2 separate regions of the Mus musculus genome follow, and region 2 is linked to region 1. Evidence: chromatin loops called from intact Hi-C (ENCODE). Cell type or tissue: heart. All regions are shown on one strand.

The links. Peaks named below come from ENCODE experiments on the same cell type or tissue, not always from the same donor. Only the 100,000 strongest peaks of a DNase experiment are listed, where the experiment ranks them.
Region 2: it touches region 1 in a loop (6-fold over the local background); 8 of 42 quality-filtered maps call a loop at or near these places.

The regions. Positions count from the first base shown.
Region 1 is chr9:122,196,977-122,201,976 of GRCm38, reverse strand. Ano10 (anoctamin 10) reads left to right here. Exons shown (of 13, transcript NM_133979.3): 12 at 90-206. Among named protein-coding and RNA genes, the nearest start is that of Mir8106, 75 kb to the left of the region's middle. In heart, a CTCF peak has its summit at 2,547 (motif pointing right); DNase peaks (open chromatin) are centred at 2,486 and 3,176; H3K27ac peaks cover 2,899 bases.
Region 2 is chr9:122,016,411-122,021,410 of GRCm38, reverse strand. It overlaps Gm39463 (a long non-coding RNA gene), which reads right to left. Exons shown (of 2, transcript XR_871388.3): 2 at 4,978-5,000. Among named protein-coding and RNA genes, the nearest start is that of Pomgnt2, 23 kb to the right of the region's middle. In heart, CTCF peaks have their summits at 758 (motif pointing right) and 2,538; DNase peaks (open chromatin) are centred at 40 and 2,430; H3K27ac peaks cover 865 bases.

The DNA of each region.
Region 1 (5,000 bases):
ACAGAAAGAGTCCAGCATCCTTTAGGATCTAACTTCTCTGCTGGCAACAGGTGGGTAAAACTCTCAACATGAGGTCTTTCTCTTTGCAGCATGCACTCTTGGCTCTGAAGTTCATACTCGCATTTGCCATCCCTGATAAACCACGGCACATCCAACAGAAACTGGCCAGATTGGAATTCGAATCTTTGGAGGCACTCAAGCAACAGGTAAGAGCAGTGTGCCTGGAGACACTGCTGGACTATATTCCTCTAGCACAGGCGCCAAGTCACTGCGTCTCCTTTAGCATGGACTTGTCAGTTAAATGAACACAAAGGAGATGGGATAGCCCAACCCAGATCAGTAATGTCACCAAGGGTGAGGCTAAGCAAGTAGAATAGCTAAGCAATGGGAAATGATAAATACAGGTTTCTAAGAATCACTGCAGAGCCACCCCCACCATGTTCTAACCATGCCTTATATAGAAGCACTGGGGAGGAGAGGCCAGTGAGCAGGATTCCAAATAGTCTCTTACAGAGAGACTGGAGACCTGTGGGCAGAGCCTTAAAGAGTGCTGTGAAGATTGTTTCCTTGTTCTACCAGATGAAAGGGGGGAGAGAGAGAGAGAGAGAGAGAGAGAGAGAGAGAGAGAGAGAGAGAGAGAGAGAGAGAGAGAGAGAGAATGAGAATGAATGAGGATGAATAGGGGGGAGAGTTTACCCTCAGTAGGATTCACCACTGGTGATTTTCTGCCTGTGAGGAGAACAACTAGAAGTCAGTGAGTTTCTAGATGCTCAGAGTGGTTACCTCCATGTGTCAATTTAAGCAACAACACAATGGAGGCAGTGGATTGGGCAGTGTCTTCTTGGGGACCAACTTCAGGTCCAACACCCCCTGCACTACACAGTACTTAGGGAACTAGAGGGGAATCATGAAAAGAATCCACCCTAGCTGACCCTCTAAGAAGTAAGGGTTCTCAGGGCAGTGTTACAGATGGAGACCTCCCCCATGTTAGGAGAGAACTGTGGTTGGATGTGGGGGTTCAACCCAAAAGAGGAGACAAGAGAACCTGGTCTCCAGTCAGCTGGTCTCACTGTACCATGGTAGATGGCAAGACTCAGTTTTGGGATTTGCTAGAGAAATAGGTCCTGAGCCTTGGTCAAGCTCCTAGTGCTCCACAGTGAAACAGCCCTGTGGTGGAGAATGTAGCTCAGAGAACTAAAACAGTCACATACTAAAAGAGGCAGACATACCACGTCTGCAGACAGAGGGGGTTACACACGTAAAGTCCATACGGTAGTTACTGTCATGGCAGGTGGGTTTCTGTGAGCTTTAGGCCATTCTGGACTATGTATGAAGTTCTAAGGCAGCCAGGACTATAGCATAATGAACCCCTCCCCCCCAAAAAGGTAAGGAGGTGGCATATAAGTTCTATATAAAATAATGTTTTCTTCCATGCAAAAATAAGCAGTTTAAATGTTATTGGAAAATTTTCATATACAGAAAAATTATAACATAAAGTCTTTAGATGGTAACTTATTAATATAGCATGGATAATCTGTATGCAAAGTATTTTTAAGGTATCTTAGAATTAGAAAATTCTCTCTTAGGCTAGGGAGATGCTCAGTAGTTAAAGCATGAGGACCAGAGTTCCGACTCCAGCACCCACAGGCAACTGGCCTGCAATTCCAGCTTCAGAAAGCAGAGATAGGCATCCATCTGCAGAGCAAGCTGGGCCTGTAAGCTGGATGGACTGTAGCAAGGGAGCATGGGGTTGACTGGGAGGTCCTGCCTGCCTCTCCATCTGCAGAGCAAGCTGGCCATAGATGGATGGACTGTAGCAAGGGAGCGTGGGGTTGACTGGGAGGTCCTGCCTGCCTCTCCATCTACAGAGCAAGCTGGCCATAGATGGATGGACTGTAGCAAGGGAGCGTGGGGTTGACTGGGAGATTCTGCCTGCCTCAGTGAATAGGAGAGAGGGTGATTCCCAACATTAGCTTTGGGCCTCTGCACATTCCCACAATCCCACAAACACACCCACACAGCCAGACCCACACACGCACATATACACATGTGCCCCCCCACCTCACCTGAAAATAGAAAAAGAAACGGTATTTAGTCTTGGGGAAACTCTGTCAGTCAAATATGCAGGAACAAACGTGGGGAAAGCTCAGCTCCTCCTCACCCTCCCACTGAGCCTCACTGCTGGAGAAGGAGATATCCTGGAAGGTCAGACCACCCTGCTTGTGCCTCTCCACACCTCCACTGGCAAGTGCCTTTCCCAGGGCTTGTGTTTTCTGCCTTCTTTAGCTTGGTGTTCCACCCTGACTTGTAACTAACTGTGGCCTCAACTCCCTGCTCCGCCCTTTGCCATAGAGAGAGAGGCTTCTGGTCACATGTTAAAGCCTCTTGTTGCCCTGCCTCCTCCTCTGTTCCCATCCCAGAGCCAGGCACAGTTGAGCTTAGGCAGTCTCTGCCACTAAGCCTGTCAGGAGATGGCTTGCACTCTGAATGGGGTTGGCCTTTTAACCAGCATACCATAAATCCTGACTTGGAGGCCTGGGTCTGGCCAGCGGGAGGCGCTCAGCACCCTCTGTTGAACCTCCCAGGGACAAACTGTTCTGCAGTGAACTTGGAAGGAAGTGCTAGAAGCAGAGCGCAGCCCCTCACAGTGGGAAACGGGCATTCCTAAGCACACCGGCAAGCTAGATGTGTATGGAAGAGCAGGCAGGTAGACTCATTTGCTTTGCAAAGGGCGTTTGAAATTACTCAGCTCAATTGAGACCTTTAGGAAGAACTTGGGCGGATGCCTGTGTTTCTTTATAAATTGGCTTACTTGGTATCCGGTCATTTTTAAAAGATCCAATTAAACAGAAGGGACTATCCAAGAACCATTTGGTAACTGGAGTCTAGTACCCATCCCAGAGAAGTCAGTAGCCACTTAGCTAGCTACTCCAGGCAGCCTAGCTGCTAAGTCCAGAGCATATATGTGAGCCAGGGAGCAAGGACAGAAGCCTAGAGCCTCCCAGAAAGATAGTAGCCACTGAAATCAGCTCAAAGAACAAGACAAGGGCCCAAATCAGTACAGGATTGTTACCCAGAGGGTTGGTGCTCAGCACTCACCAGCACTGCCTGTCTAGCTGGGATAGCACTCTGGGGAGAGAGCCTGGCCTCTGAGTCATCCTATCCCTCTTCTCCTGGGTCACACAGCTTGTCTACCACACAGGCCGTAAGGTCATGATGAGGATGTACTGGGACAGTGTGCGGAGGGGAGACAGGGATGCTAAGTGGGAACAAGGACCTCCTTTCACCTGAGCACCTTGTATGACAACTGCTTCTGGGTGGGGTCTCAGAGTTCCGATTGCCACAATCAACCACTCTGACTGTAAACAACTTGGGGAAGAAGTTTATTTCAGTTTACAACTCTCAGGTCAAGCTCCATTGCTGACAAAAGTCAAGGCAGGGGCCGTGGATGATTGTTGCCCACTGGCTTGTTGCTAAGGGCGACCCAGCCTGCTTTCTGTAGCACTCAGGACCAATAGCCCGGAGGTGGCACCATCCATATTGAGCTGGGCCCGCCGTAAGTAATCATCGGCCATAAAGTGCACCACAGCTCTGCCCACAGGGCAACCTGGTGGGGCATTTTCTCATTTGAGGTTCCCTCTTCTCAGGTCACTGCAGGTTTTATCAGCCTGACATAAAACTAGCCAACAGAGGCAAGAAGAATTGTGCCTTGGAAGCAACATCCCCTGTCCCCTTGGAAGCAACACCCCCTGTCTCCATGGTCCTCCACAGTTGGAAATTCTAGGTGTTGACTGTGGCAGCTGATGTATCCTGAGGAGAGTATGAGCTGCACATGAGTAAAAGCCCCACCCCCACCCCCCATGGGTGACTCCCAGAGGCCTCTGCGTGGGATCTGTTAGCCATTCCTAGGCCATTTCTCCCACAGTAGCTTTGTCTCAGCTAAGGAGTTAACCTTCTAGATTTTTCTGCCTTAGCTTCTTCAGTACATCTTTTGGGAGCCTGCGCAGCCAGCATGATAAACGTCCTCACAGGTGGCTGGAGAGACAGCTCAGTGGGTGAGAGGGCTTGCTATGCTAGTGACCTGAATTCATATCCAAGTACCCACAGAAGCAAAAGACCCTATGTGGCCATGTCAGGCTTGTATTCCCAGCGCTGTGTGGACATACTGGAGACTCACTGAGGCTCCCTGGCTGCCACCCTAGCTCCAGGTTCAATGGGAAGCATTGCCTGAAGGAGGTAAGGCAGAGAGAAGTGATGATGGAGCAGGACGCTTGATGTCCCCTCCCGCAGCCCCTAACTTCTGTGTAAAGAGAGTGGGGGATGGGGGAGAGGAAGGGAGGAGGAGATGTCTGCTCTGGTAGATGTTGGCTCCTGGCACCTCATCCATTCCTCTGCTGCCCTTTTCTCACTTGGGGTCTCCTGCCACTGTGTAATGGGGCCACTGTCCTTGGTCAGGCTTTTGTCTCCTCTGTGAGCTGTTACGTTCCTAGGTCCAGGTAGTGTCCTACACGGTACAAAGCCTAGCATAAAGTAGTCTCTGGATAAATACCTCAGACTTTGTTGACTCGCACATAGCTCAGAAGCCAGTGTATTAAATAAATGACAAATGATGTCCTTGGACAAAGTGAGAGTCTTAAAATAGACACACAGGCAAAAATGGAGACAAGTCATGTGCCTTCCTGGGATTGCTGGGGGAAGGAATGTGCTGGGGAGCCCTTCAGACGGACCCCAGTCCTGGCTTGGTAAAACTCAGATTTTCTTCCCCCATCAGTAATAAGGAAAGCTTACTAAGTCTGTAGTGTAACCGCAAAGTAAGCCAGATAGAGTGCTTAGCCCTTGTGCTAAAACCTGGCAAATCCTGCCAGGCCACCGTTCGCTCTGTATTTTCCATTCTCTCCAGAGAAGTCTTTAAAGCATGTGAGTCCTTCAAATGTAGCTGCTTTCCCCAGGGAGCAGTCTGTTGGTTGCCACTGACCTCATCTGTTTTCTAACAAACTTTA
Region 2 (5,000 bases), 180 kb after region 1:
CCATGGAGGGGTGCTGCTTACTGGCTTGCTCCCCATGGCTTGCTCAGCCTGCTTTCTTACAGAACCCAGATCACCAGCCCAGGGATGATATCACCCACAATGGGCTGTGCCCTCCCCCATTGATCACTAATTGAGAAAATGCCTTTCAGCTGGATCTCATGGAGGTATTTCCTCAACTGAGGCGCCTTTCTCTCTGATGACTCTAGCTTGTGTCAAGTTGACACAAAACCAGCCAGTCCTCATGCCCTCGATGATTGAACCATCCCCCCACCCAGCCCAAATTTAAGTCTTTGTTCTATGACCTCAAATGGCTTCTGAGGCCCTCTAGTGAGATTTACGTTTAGCTATTGTATGTTTCAACTACAAAATTTCTATTTGGTGCCTAAAAGCAACTTCTCTGTCTTTATTTAAATTACTGACTTGGTGAGGCACTATTCTGATCCTTTCTTTTCATTCTTTAGACATTATTTCCTTGAATTGTTTGAATAATTTATACAAGCTTATTTAGAGTCTTCATCTAAAAATTCAATGTATGACTTCTGTAGTACTCTCCATTGATCATGTGCCCCCTCCCGAATTTACCATATTTTAATGTTTCTTTGTTTGTCTCATGAAACACTGGAGTAGGTAATACAATGTGGAGCAACGGCAACTACACAGATCCTTCCACTTTCAGAGCTCCTTTTAAAACATTTATTTTTTATTACATGTGTTGGGTGTTTTGCCTGCATGCATATATGTGTACATGTGCACCGGCAGAGGCCAGGAGAGGGCATTACATCCATGGAAGTGTAGTTAGAGTCGGGAACTGAACTCAGGTCCTCTGTATGAGCAGCCAGTGCCCTTAACCACTGAGCCGTCTTTCTAGGGCTTCTTATTGCTACTGCTGATTTTGTGGCTGCTGCTGCTGTCTGTGTCTTGTGGCCCCAGTAGATTACTGAGGTAGTCTGTACTTCCTGTAGTGAAGGCCACAGGAGATTCTGCTGGCTCCACTCAGCTGTCAGCTAATGAGACAGTGATTGCTTTGAGTGTGGTGAGCCCGCAGGTCCTTTATAGTTGTCCAGAGGCTCTGTGTGGCCTGAGGTGTGTCTTTTGCTTAAGCTTTCCCCTTTTGCTTGTGAAAAGTTTCATAGAAACATATGGCTTACACACATACACTCACTCACTTACTCACTCACTCACAGACACACTCATACTCACACACAAATACACACACTCACATTCACACTCTTATACACACTCATATACACATACACACATTCATTCACACACACACTCTTTCTCTCTCTCTCTCTTTCTTACACACACACAGACACACACACACACACACTCACATACAGAGGCATGGCACCTTTCTGCAAATCATGACTTTTTAGATCCCCAGATGATGTCAAAGCTTTTTCTTCATCATAAATTTTTGGCCAACCTTGTTTGTATCAATGTTTTCCCATGTAACTTTATAAATATTATTTCTAATAATGTTATTAGATTTTTATATTAAATTTTAATTTGTATGTGTTTTGCCCATGTGTATGTATGTGCGCTGCTGTCATGCCTGGTCCACGCACAGGTCAGGAGAGGACAATGGGTCCCCAGACCTTGAGTTGAGATGGTTATGAATCCCCATGGTGCTTTCTGACACTCGGAACCCAGTCAGGTTCCGCACCAACACAGATGTTGGCTCTCTGCTCTCAGCGTCTTCCTTCTATCGTGAGGGGCTTCCATCCACCTCTGTAACTCTGTTTAAAATAAAGGATATGCCAAAGTGTCTGCAAATGTGTTCTTATTTAAAACCAAGCAGAGATGACTTTGATGTGTTTGACGCTGACGGCTCAAAGTGAGCCTGCTTTGCTCTCTCTTTTGGTTGATGAGACAGATCCCCTTTCTCTTCCTCGCACTATACCGGCTCTTGCTGCAAGAAGGAATTCACACAAAACATCTCAACCTGGCTTTCTTCTGATACTCACGGAGGCATCGCAGGCTGACACTTGCCCTTCTCCTCTGTGATTCTAAGACCTGGGGTCAGTGAGTGACTGTGCATGGAGAAACACCTACAGATAGACTCGGGTGGGACCCATGGAGGTGTCATTTTAACAGTACAAAAGAGCCAAGGTTCTCTTCCTCAGTGCAGCCCTTCTCAGACCACACACAGCAGGAGAGCCAGATGCCGCACCTCTGCCAAGTCTCCACGCTGCTTGGCAAGGAGCGTGGCCAGCAGCCAATGGGGCAAGGGGCAGAGGGGAGAACATTCTGAGTCGGCTTTACAGAGTCACAGTTTCAACTTAGTCAAAAGTGGACTCTTTAATAATATAGAGCCTTTAAGCAGCCAAAGGCTTAAAGTCTAGCATAAAGCAGATTCTCACAGCTGGAAGGTAAATCCCCAGAAGACAGCCCTCACCATGGAAACGCTGACACAGCCTTCCAGTCCCTCTCGGGAATTAAACCCCTCATTTCAATGTTTTTCTTTATTTTGAGCTGGAATCACATACAAGTCTAGGAATGCAACTCGTTCTGATAGGAAACTAAATGCTGCCCCCTGTCAGGACCCAGAGGGAAGTGTCCTCTCACTACAATAGTGCACAGTCAGGTTTAGACAATCATGGACCCAGGAAAGAAAATCCTGCAAGGTTTTTCCCTGGGAAAAATGAAGAAGGGAAGGGAAAGGAAGGGAGAGGAGGGGGAGGGAGGGGAGGGAAAGAGAGGAGAAGGGGAAGGGGAAGAGAGAAAGGGAAGGGGAGGGGAGGGAAGAGAAAGGGGGAAGGAAGGGAGAGAAGGAAGGGGAGGAGAGGGAGAGAAAAAGAAGAAAAGGGAAGGGAAGGGAGGGGAGGGGAGGGGAGAGGAGAGAAGGAAAAGAAGAAGGGAACCGGAGGGGAAAAAAAGGAAGAAGAGGGGAGACATGATATTAAAAGAACAGCCACTGTGAGCAACTGGGGCTGAGTCCTTGGAGGAATTCTGGAAGCAGCGTAGGCTCCTTCCATAAAAACCCCACAAGAGGAGTTTCCAGAGTATGCTTTGCTGAGAAGCAGCCCAGAGAGTGAAACTCAGAACAGAGGTTAGAGGTTAGAGGTTAGAGGTTAGAGGTTAGAGGTTAGAGGTTAGAGGTTAGAGGTTAGAGGTTAGAGGGGAGGCTGGTAATGTCACCCAAAGGTCAGAGGACACAGCAACAGAAGGGCTCTGGGCAGGGAAGGGATCCAGCTGACTTTGCTGAGGTCGTCTTAAGCTCCTCTTGTCAAGCACCCAGCATCCCACAGCTCTTGCCTGGTATTGGTTCTTTCCCGACTTACCTTCGTGAATCTTAATACGCTGTTATTTGTGATGGAAGAGCATAGCATGTAAAAGAATCAGAAAGCTTATGTCCTAGTTTGCTTTCTGTGGCTGTTATAAAACACTGACCAAAATCAACTTGATTTTGGAAAGAAACTTGAAAAGGAGAGAAAAATGTTTATTCCATCTTACAATCCCAGCTAACGTGTCATCAGGAAGCCAGGCGCTCAGGGCAGGACCTGAAGCGGAGACCACAGGGGATGCTGTGTACTGACTTCCTCCATAAGCTCATGAAGATTTGAGCTCTCAGTGGCCTCCCCTAGCCCAAGGCTCTGAAATGGCCTATCACGACGATACCCCACTCTCTGATACCAATTTCTGTCCCAGTTTGCTTTTTGTTGCTGGGATAAAATATGGATAAAAAGTAAACAGGAGGGAAAAGGGTTTGTTTGCCTTACAGGTTATATCCAGTCCACCAGACCAGGGAAGAAATTGAAGCAGGGCCCATGGAGAAATGATTGCTTACTGGCTTGCTCTCTATGGATTTCTCGGCTGCTTTTCACACAGCCCAGACCTAACTGCATAGGGATGGCACTGCCCACTGTGCTGGACCCTCTCACCCCAACTAGCAATCAAGAAATTGCCCACAGACAAGCCAAAGGCACCTGCCTTTGATGGAGGCAATTCCTCAACAAAGTTCCTTCTTCCCAGGTGACTCTAGTTTGTGTCAAGTTGTCAAAAATTAACTAGTGCAACCTCAAATAAGCAGAAAGCCCGTGCAACCTCAAACAAGCAGAGAAGGAAGCAGAGTCCCAGAGGCACAACTCCTGTGCCTTTGGTCCTGTGTGTGCCATCCCTTTGTAAGGACTTCATGATCAGGGTCAACCTATGTTTCCTGAACGGCACTGTTCTGTGACTCCTCATTCTAAGTAGCAGGTTTTATAAACACACACACACACACACACACACACACACACACACACACACACTTTATCTAACAAAGGCCAAAGAATCTTGAATTATTTCCAAACCTTCTCTAGCATCTGTTGGACATTTACAGGGAGTGGCAGGCCATGACAGTAAGTAAATTGGTGAGGAGAGGGGAAAAAATTAAACTTGGAAAATACTTGTTATTTTTAAAAATATGAGGACTAAATAATCCCAAAAGTCAGAGAGTTTTACTTTGAAGGTGAGCCTAGAAGTGGCATTAATATTCCTGTGGGCACTGGCAAAGCAAATGCACAAAGGTGAGAGGGTTTGTTTTGTTTGTTTGTTTGTTTGAATCTGATTGCTTTTGAGATGGTTCTGACTATGAGCCCAGACTGGATTGGACTCATAACCCTCCTGCCTCCACCTCCTGAGTATGGGATTATAGGTGCGAGTCAAATATTTTTTTTAACATCCCCTCTCCTCTTGCAAATCTGGGCACAAAGCAGAGTAGAGGATTCTGTGTCTTGTGTAAGCTTTGACTAAGAGACGGCACTGGGAGGCCTCCTACCTAGAAAACAACTTGGCTTCCTCAGGCAATGTGTTATCAATGGCCTGCAGGAGGACCCAGCCATGTTGAGGGCTCGCAGTAGCTCTAGGAAGAGAGTTCAAATCCTTCTCATTGACCTTGGAGCACTCAAAGAAGGAAGTGCCACAGATACGTGAAGCTAAGAAGAGGTAGGTGACAAGCCATGTGGCACTCATAGAATAGAATAAACGGGTTAATTAAGTTACACAGCAGTGGAGGA